Regions from separate parts of the Homo sapiens genome. Here region 2 is linked to region 1. The links are chromatin loops, found by intact Hi-C in ENCODE. Cell type or tissue: gastrocnemius medialis. All regions are shown on one strand.

Evidence for each region. Peaks named below come from ENCODE experiments on the same cell type or tissue, not always from the same donor. Only the 100,000 strongest peaks of a DNase experiment are listed, where the experiment ranks them.
Region 2: it touches region 1 in a loop (2.5-fold over the local background); 62 of 110 quality-filtered maps call a loop at or near these places.

Annotation. Positions count from the first base shown.
Region 1 is chr21:33,911,576-33,919,575 of GRCh38, forward strand. ATP5PO (ATP synthase peripheral stalk subunit OSCP) reads right to left here and starts at 4,229. Exons shown (of 7, transcript NM_001697.3): 1 at 4,153-4,229; 2 at 2,875-2,925; 3 at 714-824. The coding sequence starts at 4,188. It also overlaps the pseudogene RN7SL740P. RefSeq lists enhancers at 2,087-3,286, 3,801-4,410. In gastrocnemius medialis, a CTCF peak has its summit at 4,171; a DNase peak (open chromatin) is centred at 4,296; H3K4me3 peaks cover 2,149 bases; H3K27ac peaks cover 3,108 bases.
Region 2 is chr21:34,331,749-34,339,748 of GRCh38, forward strand. No RefSeq gene overlaps it. Among named protein-coding and RNA genes, the nearest start is that of KCNE2, 28 kb to the right of the region's middle. RefSeq lists an enhancer at 2,829-6,740. In gastrocnemius medialis, no CTCF peak of the experiment used is centred here; no DNase peak of the experiment used is centred here; H3K27ac peaks cover 301 bases.

The DNA of each region.
Region 1 (8,000 bases):
AAAACCTGAGGAAAAGGTTTCATGAAAACAAATTCTCAGTAAAACCAAATCACAATATATTCTAAACACCTAGCCCATAAGCATAGGTTTTTTTTTTTTTTTTTTTTTTTTGAGACGGAGTCTCGTACCGTCCGGGGCTGGAGTGCAATGGCGCGATCTCGGCTCACTGCAACCTCGGCTTCCCAGGTTCAAGCAATTCTGCCTCAGCCTCCGGAGTAGCTGGGATTACAGGTGTTCACTACCACGTCCCGCTAATTTTTTGTATTTTTTAGTAGAGATGGGGTTTCACTATGTCAGCTAGGCTGGTCTTGAACTCATGACCTCCTGATCTGCCTGCCTCAGCCTCCCAAAGTACTGGGATTACAGGCGTGAGCACTGTGCCCAGTTATAAGCATAGATTTTTAAAGGTAGCTTTTAAATTCTCTTCTGAAATAGCAATTTTCCTAAATTACCATCCATTTTAATCTTATATTTCTACCTTTTCTTAGCCCCTAATCTTGGTTCCTAATATTAATATCCTTATATGTATCTGTTTGTTCTTTTTATATGTCTTATAATAAAAACCCAATATTATTACTAAAAATGTGTTTACAGACAATGGCTTTTTCCCAGTTTTTTCTTGTAGGATACACCTCATTAGGAATGCACAAACAACCAAAGGAAAAAATATACAAACAGGAACTTCATATGTAATGAATAGGAAAGCTACTTACTGCTACTCTCAACAACTCCTTTTCTACTTGCTCCAGCTTATTCTGTTTTGATGCAGCAGAATAAAGAGCTGTGGCATAGCGACCTTCAATACCGTATACCTGAACAGGAGGCTTTAAAAAAAAGGTGAAATAGGAGAGGAAAGAAAAAGGAAAATCAGTTAATAGTATACTCTCAAGAGCAGAATTTAAAATTTATATTTTAAAAAATGTATCTCTTTAACACAAAACAGTTTAAATATGTCATTCAAGAGCTGTCCTAAATGGCAATTTGCAAATAAATTAGCGATGTTTCCTTGGTCAGGTCACTCAATCTTTGAGCCTCCAATTCCTCATCTGTAAAATGAGGGGCTTAGTAGGCATTGTCTAAAGTCCCTTCCAGGTTTACATACCTTTATCAATTACTTGTACTTTAATTTTGAGATAAGCTTATGTTTCCTTTGAACTCAGTAACTATTTAGTTTCAAGTATGGGAGGTTGTGAACACTGATAGACAGTTTCGAGTATGTTAGAGCTAGGAAAACAGGTGTTTATGAAACACACAAGTATACTTTTATACATTTCATACTAACACTACACATTTTCCCTTACATAGCCTCCCTATCGATGTTCAGTGTAACAGAGCCCTTTGGCAGTTTACAAAAAAACCTGATGCTTGAATTATTTTTCACAATAAACTATAGACTTTTTTTCTACCATCAATGTATGACTACATGTTCTTAGTGGTGCTGTATGGTTGTAGTGGGAAAGCTCAGGCTTGGATGAGAAAGATTTAGTTCCAGTCCAGCTCTAGGACTAAGCTGAGTAACCTCAGGTAAATTTTCCCAGGGCCTCAGTTTCCCCTTTTGTAAAATGGGAAGACCAGTTACTCCTTAACACTGTTATGAAGTTTTAAGGTCTCACATGAAGGACGAAATGATTTTGATCATTTGATTTGAGATTTAGGGCTGGTAATGAGGACGGGACAGGATAATTATCTTCCTAAATTCCACCTGACGTGGGCTCATTAAGGACACAGACCTGGTATGATCATCTTTCCTTTACACGATTTTTCCAAGGGGCGGACTGGCTCACTGTTGATTTGGTGGGGAAAAGCGTGGGTAGTATAGTCTGCCCAGCACATCTTAGAAAAGTTCCTGCTCCTTGACAGTTGAACCAATTCTCTATCACACAGGAACTTTCTTTAATCAAATAAAGAATTTCAAAATAACCCATAGAAATGGAATCAGACTTCATGTTCCAACAGGGTTGTTTCCAGCTGTTAGCCATGTATCATTTCAGGGGGCCTTCTGGGGAACTTCATTTATTATGTGTCACTAATAGTCCTCTTTATCCGGGGTCAACTGGATTACTTCTGGTTTGAAAAGAAAGGGACTGGCAACTCCCTGAAATAGTGAGCCTCCTTGGTGCCTACTGGAAAGAAAGGGTGTGAAGAGTATGAATATTTCTCACCAGAATGGAACATGGAGAACTGCATTAGAAACCCAGGTACCTTGATATTTTTTTTTTTTCGAGACAGAGTCTTGGTCTATTGCCCAGGCTGGAGTGCAGTGGCATGATCTCTGCTCACTACAACCTCCGCCTCCCGGGCTCAAGCAATTCTCCTACCTCAGCCTCCCGAGTGGCTGGGATTATAGGCATGCGCCACTATGCCTGGCTAATCTTTGTATGCTTAGTAGAGATGGGGTTTCATCATGTCGGCCAGGCTGGTCTCAAACTCCTGACCTCGTGATCTGCCCACCTCGGCCTCCCAAAGTGCTGGGACTACAGGCGTGAGCCACCGCGCCCAGCCCGGTACCTTGATTTTAATATCGTCTCCTGTAATAACTTCCTGTGATAACTTGGGCATGTCACTTTGTTAAACCTGTTTCTTTCATTAAAAAAAAAAAGTAAGTAAATGCTAGCTTGCCTATTTTAGAGGGTTAATGGAAAAACAAATGATTAAAAAGTTTTCATATTTAAAGATTATGCATGGGCCTGTCAAAAAGCAAATACTCAACACCATTCCTTTCCCCACCCTATGCACACAGCACATTTTGGGAACCACAAGTCACGCAAAAAGGTTTAGATAGTAACTACACAAAAATCCACGCCCTGACTGTACTGCTGTTTGACTCACACTTTCGCGTACTTTATCATTACAGAAGAATATAAATTAACATACCCTCACAAGCTTGGCAAATGGTCTGACCACAGAGGTACTGAAGCATCGCACCTTCAAAGCAATAAAGGAAAATAGATCAAACAAAATTACTTGAAGGATTTCTGCATTTAACTCAATAACAACAAAAAATTTTAAATAACCTTAAAATCATTACTTTTGTCTCTTTGTATATTCACATATTACATGAGGGTGAGCTACTTACTATTACTAAGGGGTAAACTTACCCAATGAGGATTATGCCAAGTTGCTTGGGAAATCACCTTCCCACGAACCTCCTAGTTTGCTAGGAATGGACCGAGGCTAGCATACCCGTAAGACAGAAAAACACTAACTTCCAAGGAGTGCATGTTTCAAAAATATTTAACCAAAATTTTGGCGTTTCTATTAACAGACCCTTGAGCAGATCATTTGCAACAGACGTACCCTCCTCGGAATGCAAATGCTATCTGAAAATAAAGATGAATTTTTTGAGTACTGCCGCAGAGTTTGATCTGACAAGAAGCCTTAGTTCTGAGAGACACTATCCTGCCCATCAAAAGACAGAGCTGGAATACACAGTTTAAAAATCACCTGCAAGCGCACAGGTCACAGATCACAGGTCACCTTCAAATACTCCAGCTATGGAACGTGTTTTATCAAAACTGCTTGTGAGGATTAAGACTTTTTAATGCTTATGAAAAAATTACCTAAGATGCCAGGAAGGGGTCATGATATGTAAAGCACCATGGTGAGATGCAGCACAAACAGCATAACATTTTTTCAAACTCGATCTTCTGGGTGATTCCGTGGGTTCAAATCTCAATTCTACCACTTACTGACTGAGCAGCCAAAGACTCATTTAAACTTTTCGGCCTCATTTTATTTATAAAACTGTGAAATGTGTTTTACAAATATTCCTTAGCATTACTAGTAAGTGATCTCTGACAGGTTTTACCACAATGGCAAAGGAAGCTGATTTGGGGGCTAGTCCATGCCCCTTCCCCGGAATTCAGCGAAGGGCAGACCCCCTCTCCTGCGCCCCTCAGGCTAGCAGCTTCCAGGGGCTGTGCTCGGAAGACGCCAAGGTTACGGCACGCGCAGCCCCGCGCCTACTGCCCCGTAGGCATCCCGGGGGACAAACGCTGGGTCGTCCTGAGTCGCTCCCACTCGCCAGGTCCCATAACCTTGAAGACTGCCAGACTTCCCCAGCCGAAGCATCGCACCCTGGTGCTCGAGGTTTGGTACCGGTCATCCCAGGAGGGATCCTCCCACTGGCTCTCAGGACCACCTTTCTCTCACCTGCCGGGAGAGCCCGGACACTGCTGGGGCAGCCATCTTCTCCCGGGCGGCTGTAGGTCAAACCCGAGTGGGAAGAGAGAAACGCGCAAGGGCGCACGCGCGCGTTGGCGTAACCGCTAGGTTCTCTGGGAAGTGTAGGCGTAGGGCGTCAGGCCGCAGGCGCAGAGACCTCCCTCGGGCTGGGAGTTGTAGTTCTTAGCAGTGGTAAGGGCTGGACCCTCGGGGTGGAGCCACAGGGCTTCGACTGCATCTGAAAATGAAGTCATTGTTACTGGCCAAGCGGCGCTCACTGTAGAATGGATTTGCTGTCCCCAGTTTTAAAATTTACATTTAGATAAATATGGTGGCATTTGTTCCATTTCACAGTTATTACCAGCGTCACTGGCTTCTTTACACTTCCTTCCCAGCATGCTAAAGCCTGCATCAATGGCTTTTTCTCACGTTGCATACAAAGACAAAACCAAAACAAAACAAAAAGCCCCCAGGAGCCTTGCAGCTCCAGGAGCGGACACCACGTCTCTCTTACCTGGGCCATGACTACCCATTGTTAAATAAAGAATTATTCAGTGATGCTTATTAAAGCATGATAAGGAAGACTTTATTCAGGACCATAGCGATGGGTATAGGACCAGTGCAACAGGGTCTGGGAGTGGGCAGAGAGATTGGGCTCAACTCCGAAAGCAGAATGGGCAAATGGGAATTTATGGCCAAGGAGCAGTGCGGGGGTCAGTGGATAGAAAATTACTTAGAGGAAACTGGGGTAAGAGGGATTCTGGCTAAAATGACCTAGAGGAATCTTGTAGAAGACAGGCCAGGGTGATCAGACATCACCTGGGGGATGGTGAAGGATGAAGACCCTGATCAGATATCAAAGATGATCGGTTGTCGAAGATTGGGGGTTCTGGCTAAACTGACTTAGCAGTTTTGCTAAAACTGGACTTTACAAGGAGGTGCATAGATAGGACTACGAGAAGGTTCAGAAGTCTCACTAAAGTTTGGCCAAGCAAAAGCAAAGAATCCCTGTGGCCCTCCATTCCCCTCCCCTCTCCCCCATCTCACCTGAGTATAGAACTGAGCTGTTGGTTTGTGAGGGCATATGGGATTCTGGTACCTAGATTCTTGATTCTGGCTAGGGCAGAGTGGCTATCTGAGCATCAGGCCTAAAATAGGAGAACCCGGGTTTGAGCAAATTTGATATTGAAACTGAGAACTGGGTACTAGCCTTGGATATAGTTTGTCTGCATCCATAAAAACAACCTATCTTCAACCCATTCTCTCTAAATAGAACTTGGTCGAATTTTCTCCTCTGTCAGAGAAGAGACTGGCTGGCAGAGCAAGGGTCAGTATTCCTGGTTGTAATAGTGGGGGTTCTGTAATCAACTTAAAAGAAAAATTCTCTGCTCAGATTTATTATAGAAACACGTTAATTCACTATTTTGCCCTTTTAGAGAGCAGTTTTCTCATTATTACAATTTTTATTTTTTGAGACAGAGTCTCGCTTTGTCACCCAGGCTGGAGTGCAGTGGCGTGATCTCAGCTCACTACAACCTCTGCCTCCTGAGTTCAAGCGGTTCTCCTGCCTCAGCCTCCCGAGTAGCTGGGACTGCAGGTGTACACAACCACACCCGGCTAATTTTTCTCTTTTTAGTAGAGATGGGGTTTTGCCATGTTGGCCAGGCTGGTCTTGAACTCCTGACCTCAAGCGATCCGCCTGCCTCAGCCTCCCAAAGCTTAGAGGTGTGAGCCACCACACCCAACCCCCTAAAAACTTTTTAAAACGTAGAGAAAGATAAAGAAAGTAATTGTCCTCTTTTCTTCCACTCGGAGGCAATTGTTGTAAATATTTTGGTGTCTTGTTTCTCAATATTTGTTTAGGCTGTGGCCTGAACTACCCTGGCCTGAATCCCAATCAGTTCCTTGGCCCAATTATATAACTTCTCTGTGCTTCAGTTTATTATCTATAAAATGGGTATTATAATAGTATCTGCCTATAGGTCATTAGAAGAAACAAAAAGGTATACATGTAAAGTGCTTAGAACAATTGCCTGAGAGAGTGGTGCTTATTAATTTAGTCTTTTTTTTTTTTTTTTGAGACAATGCCTTGCTCTGTCACCAGGCTGGAGTGCAGTTGTGTGATCACGACTCACTGCAACCTTGACCTCCTAGGCTCAAGCAATCCTTCCACCTTAGCCTCCCCAGTAGCTGGGCCTACAGACACATGCTACCAAGCCTGGCTAATACAACATTTTTTTTTATTTTAGAGATGAGGGTCTCACTATGTTGCTCAGACTTGTCTCCAACTCCTGGGCTCAAGCAGTCTTCCCACCTCAGCTTCCCAAGTAGCTGGGACTACAAGTGCACGCCACCACACCCGGTTATGTTAGCTCTTTATTTTGTTTGCTTTTATTATACATGCAGATTAACAATCTTTATACAGTTTGGTATTTTGCCATTTTCTTTAATGCAAGAAAGAAAAGGATGCAAAATTACATATGAGTTATGCATTCATGCTTATAATATAAGCATATTTCCAAATTATAAAAGTTTCTAAGTATCATTTTAATGGCTGCAGGGTAGTCCATCAAGTGAATATTCTGCAACTTAATTATTCTATGATTTTTGAACATAATTCAGATGATTTCCTTTTTTCTTTTTGCTATTTTAAACAATACTGAATCTTCTAAGCATATTTAGACATATATTTCTCTTCTTTCTTTTTTTTTTTTTTTGAGATGGAGTTTCGCTCTTGTTGTTCAAGCGACTCTCCTGCCTCAGCCTCCCAAGTAGCTGGGATTACAAGCATGTGACACCATTCCCAGATAATTTTTTTGTATTTTTAGTAGAGACAGGGTTTCACCATATTGGCCAGGTTGGTCTTGAACTCCTGACCTCAGGTGATCCACCCGCCTTGGCCTCCCAAAGTGCTGAGATTACAGGCATGAGCCACTGTGCCCAGCCTTCTTTTTTTTTTTTTAAAAAAAAAAGAAATGGTGTTGGCTCTTTTGCCCTGGAGTACAGTGGCTATTCACAGGCATGATTCCCACTAATGATCAGCATGGGAGTTTTATTTTATTTTTATATTTATTTATTTATTTATTTTTTGGGATGGAGTCTCGCTCTGTCTTTGAGGCTGGAGTGCAGTGGCCCAATCTTGACTCACTGCAACCTCTGCCTCCTGGTTTCAAGCTATTCTCCTATCTCAGCCTCTAGAGTAGCTGGGATTACAGGTGCATGCCACCACACCCAGCTAGTTTTTGTATTTTTAGTAGAGATGGGGTTTCGCCATATTGGCCAGGCTGGTCTTGAACTCCTGACCTCAGGTGATCTGCCCACCTTGGCCTCCCAAAGTGCTGGGATTACAGGCATGAGCTACCATGCCCGGCCTAAAAATGGTAGTTTGGACCTACTCTGTTTCTGACTTGGCTGGTTCACCTCTCCTTAGGCAACCTTGTGGTCCCCTGCTCCTGGGAGGTCACCATATTGATGCTTAATTTAGTGTGGACACCTGACCGGCATGGTGCACTACAGCTGAGAGCTCCTGGACTAAAGCAATCCTTCTACCTCAGCCTCCCAAGTAGTTGGGACTACAGGTGCACACCACCATGCCCAGTCATTTTTTTTTTTCATATTTAGGAAAATTTCCGAATAGATTTCCAGAATTTACACAACTTGGTGAGAGAATATGAGTACTCTAAGAGCCTCTGATGCATGAGGCCAAGCTGCTTTTCAAAATTTTAACCAATTTATACTTTCCGTAGCAGCACATGAAAACCCTTGTTTCACTCTACTCTGCAAACTTTCAGAGACTATTTTCAAATAAGCCTAATGAAAAGTATTCAACACATTAT
Region 2 (8,000 bases), 420 kb after region 1:
ATGGGCATTTCTCACTTTTTTTTTTGCTAATGACGTTACTTGCTGTTTATGTTTATTTTAGACTATGGAAATGATGTTAGACAAAAAGCAAATTTGAGTGATTTTCTTATTTGAGTTCAAAACGGGTCATAAAGCAGTGGAGAAAACTGGAAACATCAGCAATGCTTTTGGCCCAGGAACTGCCAAGGAATGTACAGAGCAGTGGTGGTTCAAGAAGTTTTGCCAAGGAGACGAGGGCCTTGCAGATGAGGAGCGGAGTGGCCGGCCATTGGAAGCTGACAATGACCAATTGAGAGCAATCATGCTTTAAAATTGGTGAGGATGTAAAGTCATGAAGAGGGAATTGGTTTAGGGGCAACACACCTCTGAGAGTGCCCTCCAGAGTTGTGTGACACAGTGGCCCAGAGAGAGTGTAGAATCTCCAGGGCTATCCAAAACACTAAATTCTTTGGTACTTATTCATTGAATCAATGGAGAGACTTTAGGGATGGCATTTGGTACAGATCTGTAAGTAATGTATGAACATCCTTGGTCTCTAATAGCAGTAACGACAATTTTAATCATCATAATTATTTAGCCTGTACCTGCTCTGTGCACAGATCCTGTGCCATGTGCCCTGTCACACTTAACCGTTACAAGAGCCTGTGAATTACAGATGATATTCCTATTTTATAGACCAGGAAACTAAAGCTCGGAGAGAGTCAGAATCTCTGATCTTACGCAGTGTCTTGGTCTGCTCCGGCTGCCATAACAAAGTATCACAGACCGAGTGGCTTCAACAACAGGCACTGATCAGGCACTGATTGCCTAATAGTCTTGGAGGCTAGAAGTCCAGGGTCACCTGTTGAAAGGAGGACTGGTTTCCCCTGAGGCCTCTCACCTTGGCTGGTAGGTGGCCGTCTGTGTGTATCCCAGGTGTGTCTCTGTGTGTCCAATTTTCCTCTTATAAGGACACCAGTCAGATTGGATTAGGGCCTACCCTAAAGACCTCATTTTAACTTAATCACATCTTTAAAGGCCTTTTCTCTAAATATAGTCACATGCTGAGTTACTTGGGGTTAGAGCTTCAACATATAAATTGGGAGGGGTGGGGTTCAGGGATACAATTCAGTCCCTTTCAGACAGCAAGTAGGATGAACTAAGGAGAAAAATGGGACTAAGGCGGTCATTAAGTCTCATTAGATCCCCTCTCAGAAGCCAGGCCTGGGGCAGGGGAGGTTTAAAGGTAAGAGCACCCACATGAGGCCAGGAGGACAGAGCATGTCTCTCTCCTTCCTGCACCCCTTCCTTCCATCCCATACTAACTAATCAGTCTTCCCTATAGGTCAAAAGTATTGAATGGTTCAGTTAATTTCCTTCAGCCTAGAACCTAAACTCCAGAGTTATAATGAGAGACCCGTTCGCGCCCACTGTGCACCAGGGCCAGATCGGAGCTGATGGGGAACCATGCCAAACACAACACCATTCCTTAGCGCATAGTTGAGGTGGAGCATGTGGAATGGGCCTGAGGTTCCTTGAATTCTTTTCGAGGCTGAGATCTATGCAGCCCTACGCCCCCAAAGCCCTCTCTCTGCATTCAATTTGTAGCAAAGTAAACAATTTGTAGCCAGTAAACAGGGAGTCCATTGTGACAATGTTCTGGGGACTGGGCTTCAAAGAGGCCTTTTGTTCTAAGTGATATTTAAAAATTCTTCATTAGCTATAAAAAGTTGTTTTAAAAACTCTTTCCCAGACACCCAAATGCCTCTCATATGAAAAAAAAAAAAAAAAAAAAACCCACAAAGCTTATGAATAACAAGGAATGGTCATTTGTGGCCCAGACTTCTAGTCTGGTCAAGTCAACAGGGTGTGCGAGGCTCAAAGAGAGAAGCTGCAGGCGAGGGAGCTGAGCCTCCTGCTGTGACAGGACTGAGGCGCTGCTGGGGACAGGAGTAAGACCATGAGCAAAACGAAACTGTCTGCAGTGTCGAGCCCTGTGATACGTGCACTATTGCTTGGGGACAACTTAAAGAAGGCAGGGCCACTGGCTCCCACTGTGGCAGGGGGCATCCTTCATCCAGGTTAGTTATCTAAACTGCAGTGTGAATGTTGCCCCCGCAGGGGAGTACACTGAGGTAAACCTGAGCCAGGCACAGCAAAAAGCTCTAGAAGAAGAAAGCAGGGAGCACCTGAGCTAAGGAGACTGGGCATGTCTCGTGGAGGGGTTAGGACTCGAATGGATGCTTGAGGAATTTGGGCAGGGAAGTCTATTTTTCCCGTGGCTTCCCTAGGGACATGGAGAACCCCCAGCATCTATACTACCAAACCGCCTATATGACCCCAAAATGCTCCCAAGGGCACCATGAATGCAACTGTTTTTAAACAATGGCCTGTCCCCTAGGGCCCATCCTATCTCCAAGGCTGGCCTCTCTGGAAAGCAATATCGCTTGGGGCCTGAGAAGCAGGCTAGCTATGGAATCTCCACATCTCCAAGAACGTGCCCAGTTACTTCTCAGGAGCTCATAGGAAGCTTCTGCTGCCCTGCTGCCCATGGACTGGTCAAGAAACAGGAAGGTGCATTCTCTGAACACCCAATTTTGCAAAGATTATGGTCTAGTCATTTCCCTAATTGTCTCTTTCAGCTATAACGTCTTCACATCCTTTTTTTTTTTTTTTTTTTTCCTGAGACAGGGTCTTGCTCTGTCACCCAGGCTGGAGTGCAGTGGTACAATCATACATAGCTCACCGTAGCCTCAAACTCCTAGGTTCATGCGATCCTCCAGCCTCAGCCTCCCAAGTAGCTGAGACTACAGGCACACACCACAATGCCCAGCTAATTTTTAAATTTTTTGTAGAGGTGGGGTCTTGCTATATTGTCTGGGCTGGTCTCGAACTCCTGGCCTCAAGCAATCCTCCCTCCTCAGCCTCCCAAAGTGGTAGGATTACAGGTATGAGCCACTGCACCTGGTCCACATCCTATTCTTACTGAGGTGTTTGAGACCAAAATGCATTCTGAGAATTCTTAGATAAATTTCACTCTTTATGTACCAACGGAGGAACACTGCAGTCACCTAAGTCATGCCCCTCCTTATGCCAGTGAGGAAACTGAGGCCAAGACAAGGAGCCCAATGCCCAAGGCACCCCCAACAAGTTAGGGGTAGAGCTGAGCGACTCTCCCAGCACCCTCCTCCAAAGCATTGTTGGACACAGCGTGATTCTTGCCTCCTGCTCCTAGCTCATTCTTTAGTTTTCACAGTGAAAATTCCAACCCTTTATCTGATGGCATTTACTCCCATTATAATAGAAATATATTAACATTTGACCTGTGATCAGATCATTTCCTAGGAACAGGGTTTGGCAGGAGAGAAGGGAAGACCCTAAACTGTTCTTGTTGGTGCATGTGTGTATGTGCGTTTGTGTGTGGGGTTGTGTGTGTGTGAGACAGACCAGAAGGAAGATGGGCAAGAGTTAGGAGAAGGACAGAGAAAGGCAGAGACAAGTTTGCCCACTGCACAATATTGCCTCCATCTGGCCTGGCTTGGATGATCTGAAAGACTCTGATATTATCCAGAAGACCGGGGGTGCTGACCAAAGACTTCTCCAGGCACTCAGAAGTTGTCCTTCCAAGCATATTCCTTGGCTCTCCGAGAACCACAAGTAATTGATGACACCTCCCACCCCAGCCCCCGCCTTCTCCACATCCTATTCTTTCCAGCTTCTGGGCAGATAGATGTGCTTGTTTGTAGACTCATTCATTCCAGGCTTTGCAGTAATCTCAGACTTGACAAACACAGCATGGTCGCATTCATCATGGTCACCTGGTCCTCATTAGGGCCATCAGGGGAGGCCGGTGCCTGGCTTTGTGATGAGTGGTTCCTCCTCCACGTGGGCTCCAAAGTGCCCAGCAGCCTTTTGTTGTTTGCATGAAGGCCTTGGGTGACTCTGCCAGGCTCGGCTCAACATTTTCCACATGACTGATGGCATTCAAAACTTTGCAATGCCAATAGGCAAATGTCTTGACTGGCTTTGTTTCTTGTTGGTTCAGGTGGAATAATAAGGCTGATTCTGCCAGAAATGTCAGTGTGAAGCTGGGAGGTTGGTGTTTGTTCATAAGGACACAGGAAAGCAGATAGCTAAGTGACCGGGTGCCCCGGGGCCTGGGTGCCCAGTGCCAGTGGTCAGAAAGGTTGCTTTGGTGTTTTTCATTGTTAGTGAGACAGAGATGGTGTGCCTTAGGGGTAGGATGGGCCAACAAAAGGGGTCTTCCTGGGGGTTTTGCAAATGCCTTATGCTCACTGGCCAGGCTGTTGTGTTTTTGTTTGTTTGTTTGTTTTCATTTTTTTTTTGAGACAGAGTCTCGCTTTGTTGCCCAGGCTAGAGTGCAATGGTGCCATCTTGGTTCACTGCAACCTCCGCCTTCTGGGTTCAAGCGATTCTCCTGCCTCAGCCTCCCAAGTAGCTAGGACTACAGGAACATACCACCATGCCCAGCTAATTTTTGTATTTTTAGTACAGATAGGGTTTCACCATGTTGGCCAGGCTGGTCTTGAACTCCTGACCTCAAGTGATCCACCCACCTCGGCCTCCCAAAGTCCTGAGATTACAGGCGTGAGCCACCAAGCCTGGCACAGGCTGTTGTTAAATTCTGCTTCATGCAGTCTCTCAAAGCCACGTGGGGCCTGGGGGGTGGGGTGGAGGGTGCTCTGGGACTTGTCTTTCATTTCTGCAGCTGTGAGAACGGCTTGGCCTCAGCCACAGCCTTTTCTCCCATTTTTCTCTTGCTTCATTGGGACATTTCCGGAACCAAATATATTCAACTAGTCCTCAGCATCAGGAGGTAATCAAATATCTGAATGCTGGTCCTTCCATTGTCTGATGACCAGATCCAGCTGAAACATCCAATTTTGTAAAATATTCTGCTCTGGCATTTCCATAATTATCTCCTTCAACTGTAACGTGTTCACATCCTGTTCTAACTGAGGTGTTTGGGACTTACATGCTTTCTGATAATGATGATAAATTCCACCCTTTGTGCGCTAGAGTCATCAGGTGAAATTGCTTTCGCTAGGGTGTTTTGTTCTACTGTACTTTGACATGGATTCCGAAGTCTGCGTCATACAGAAGACAGGCGATTGTAATTATTATTTTGAAATGGACACATTGCTGAGCTCCTGGAAATGAGCCTAAAGATAAACATGAGGACTCAGGGGCCTTGAAATCCATACCAGGCAGCTTCCTGATTCTTGCAGGCCCGTTTGGTCACTGCCAGACTAAACAGAAAGCTGCCCCTCCCCTCCCTGGGCTGGCACTTTGGGGCTTTTGTTAGTTGGGCAGGAGTGCAAATCCTTGAAGATACTCTCCGTGGAAAGCCTGCGTCTTTACATCCTCTGCCTGAGACCTTGGCCAGTGCTGGCAACGTGGCCTCGAGCTGCCCTGGGGTTCCTTGACATTTCCTCATTTGGGACTCTGGGGCCTTTGCTCCAGCTTAGCTGTGTATCTCAGGGGTCAGGAAGGAGAGGTGGCCTATGGTCTTGTTTTTCAGCCTCTGGAATTGGGAAGAAGCTTTGGAGTTAGGAAGAGTCCCAAGCCACAGGCCCCGGCCAGTTTCTGACCAGAGAGGTGGAGGGGCAATCGCGGAGGTGGGCTTTGAAGTGGTGAGGGGGCCTGGGGGCAGATGGCAAGCAAGCAGGGAGTGTGTTTGTTACCCTGTGCTAAAGGTGTATCCGATAGGTGTATCCGATGTCACTCAGTCACTGAGCACCCAGGAAGGATACCATCATGTCCAGCCAAGCACCTGCAGACACATAGATTCATTGGCTCTCAGCCACATATGGTGATGGGAAACTCTACCTTGTCCCATGTGGTGGCATTTCAGTGTCTACTGAGCATCACTTGCAACCCTCCCGGGCTGTTCCCTGGCAGGTCCTGGCACTGCAGGTCAGTGTCTGGGGCAGCAGCTCTTTCCATGGGGTTGCCTCCCTTCTCCTGCCTGCCACGTCTCCTGCTGGCTTCTCTTACAGCTTTCTCTACCTCCAACTCTCTTCCCTTTCTAGAAAGACACCAGAGAAGAAGGGAGGAAACCCTCCCATCCAGGGAGTTCCCTCTTTTCACTCCTCTTTCTTTGGTTCTTAACCTCAAGCACTCCCTTGTCCCACCTGGGCAACCCTGCTTCAAGGTAGCTTGCCTTAGGGGCCTGTTTTCCCTTGTCTTTGGAAAGCAAGCCCCAGAGGTGAGTCAGCATACAAATATAGAACACGTTCCTCGGAATAAAGAAATCCCCACTTACAGTGTGGCTGGCGAGGGTGTGGGGCACAGATGTGAGGAGGGTGGGCACACGGAGAGGGGAAGGGACGTGGGTTGGGTCGGGGGAGGCCAAGTGACCCCACCATGTTGCAGAAGAACCTCAGCTGGGTCACAGGAAGTGGCATGCGGGAGTCACCATGGAAGCCACAGTTTAAAATGTCAGGCCACCTTCCTCACAGCTGAGGAGGGGGCAGATAGGCTGATGGGGGAAAAGTGCATGAATTTTTCTGGTTCCATCAATGCCTCTGAGAATCAGCAAAGAGCAAAAAGAGCAAAGCCCAGAGACGTGACCTGGTTGAGGACCCTACGCTCCTTGAAGGCAGGAATCAAGCCTTGTTCATGTTTGCATTTCAACACCAAGCGCAGCTCCAGGCTCCAAGTCGAGGCCCAGGAAGCGCTGGCTGTCCTGAAGGTGCTCAGTCTGAAGGTGTCGGGCCCAGGTGTAGGAAGCAGAGCCAGAGGACCAGGATGGGAAGGCACTGGGCCCGCGGTGGTGAGTTTCTGTAGATGCTGGGCTAAGAGGGCTATTGGCAGAAGAAAATCATGGAAAGGCATTTTGATGACATTTCTTCTTAAAAAATTTTAAAATAATGAGCACTCATTTTCACAGTACTCATCAGAACAACACAAAGATGCAATCAGAACAAGCTGTACTTCCCTCCCGACCCTTCGCTCTCCCTCACCCAGGTAAACAATTTTCTTTCTCCTTAGAATTCTGAGATTTCACCAAGTTATGTCTAGGTGTGTGTCATTTAAAAAATAACCCTGTCTGGGACTTGGGCCTTTCAATATGCAATCTAAAGTCTTCTGGCAGGTCAGGGAAATTTTCGTCTGTTATTTTTTAAATAGCACTTCTCTTCCATCTGTTCTCTCTTTCTTTCTCTCTTTCCTTCTGGAACGTTTGCTATTTGTATGTCATGCCTCTCGTTTTGTCCTTTAAGTCTCTTACCATTCCCTCCTGGGTTCCACCTCTTTGTGTTTTTATGTCGTGAACTCCTTCCTCTACTTGATCCTCTAAACCTCAAATTCACTGCCCAACAGTGATCCTCCTCTTTTCAGTCCATTTTCTGAGTTTTTTAAAATTTAAAAAAAAAAAGAAGAAGGTTTTCTTTTAGCTCCAAGTCTTTTTCTCAGACTTAAATGGTATCTTCTTGAGCATTCTTTTTTACTTGTTTTTCAAGCCTCTTTTCCCTCCATGGGGGGGCTCCCTGGGATGCAGATTTGGTCCCTCTCCCCCTCATCACACAGATCTCTGCATGCCTGCGATTTTGCAGGCCACAGACAGGCAGTTGAGGGCATGAATGTTCATCGAGCAGTGGACGGCACAGATGTTTCTGCTTTTCAGAGCCAGCAGCAACAAACCAAGTGAGCAGCCACTTCTCTGCAGATCAGAGCGGGGCATCTTCTCTGCTTTGTGCTCTTCCTGGGATTAAAGTCCAGTTCTTGAATATGGAGGGATAGGGAATTATGAGCAAAGGTGGGAGAATTAGCTTCAAAGAGCTAGGGAGGGGAATATACCTTCTCGTGAGCCTGCAGTACTGGCAGGTGGGGTTGCAAATGTAGACCCTGTACATTTCGGCAGTAAGTTGGGGGATTTCATGGTCAATGATAGAGATGGGCTCAAGGCAGCCATTTGAATGTTTCCTCTAATTCAGAGAGAAATTGCCCCTGAGGTATTGCCTTCAACCTCCCATGGCTTTCACCTATCCCCGGCAACC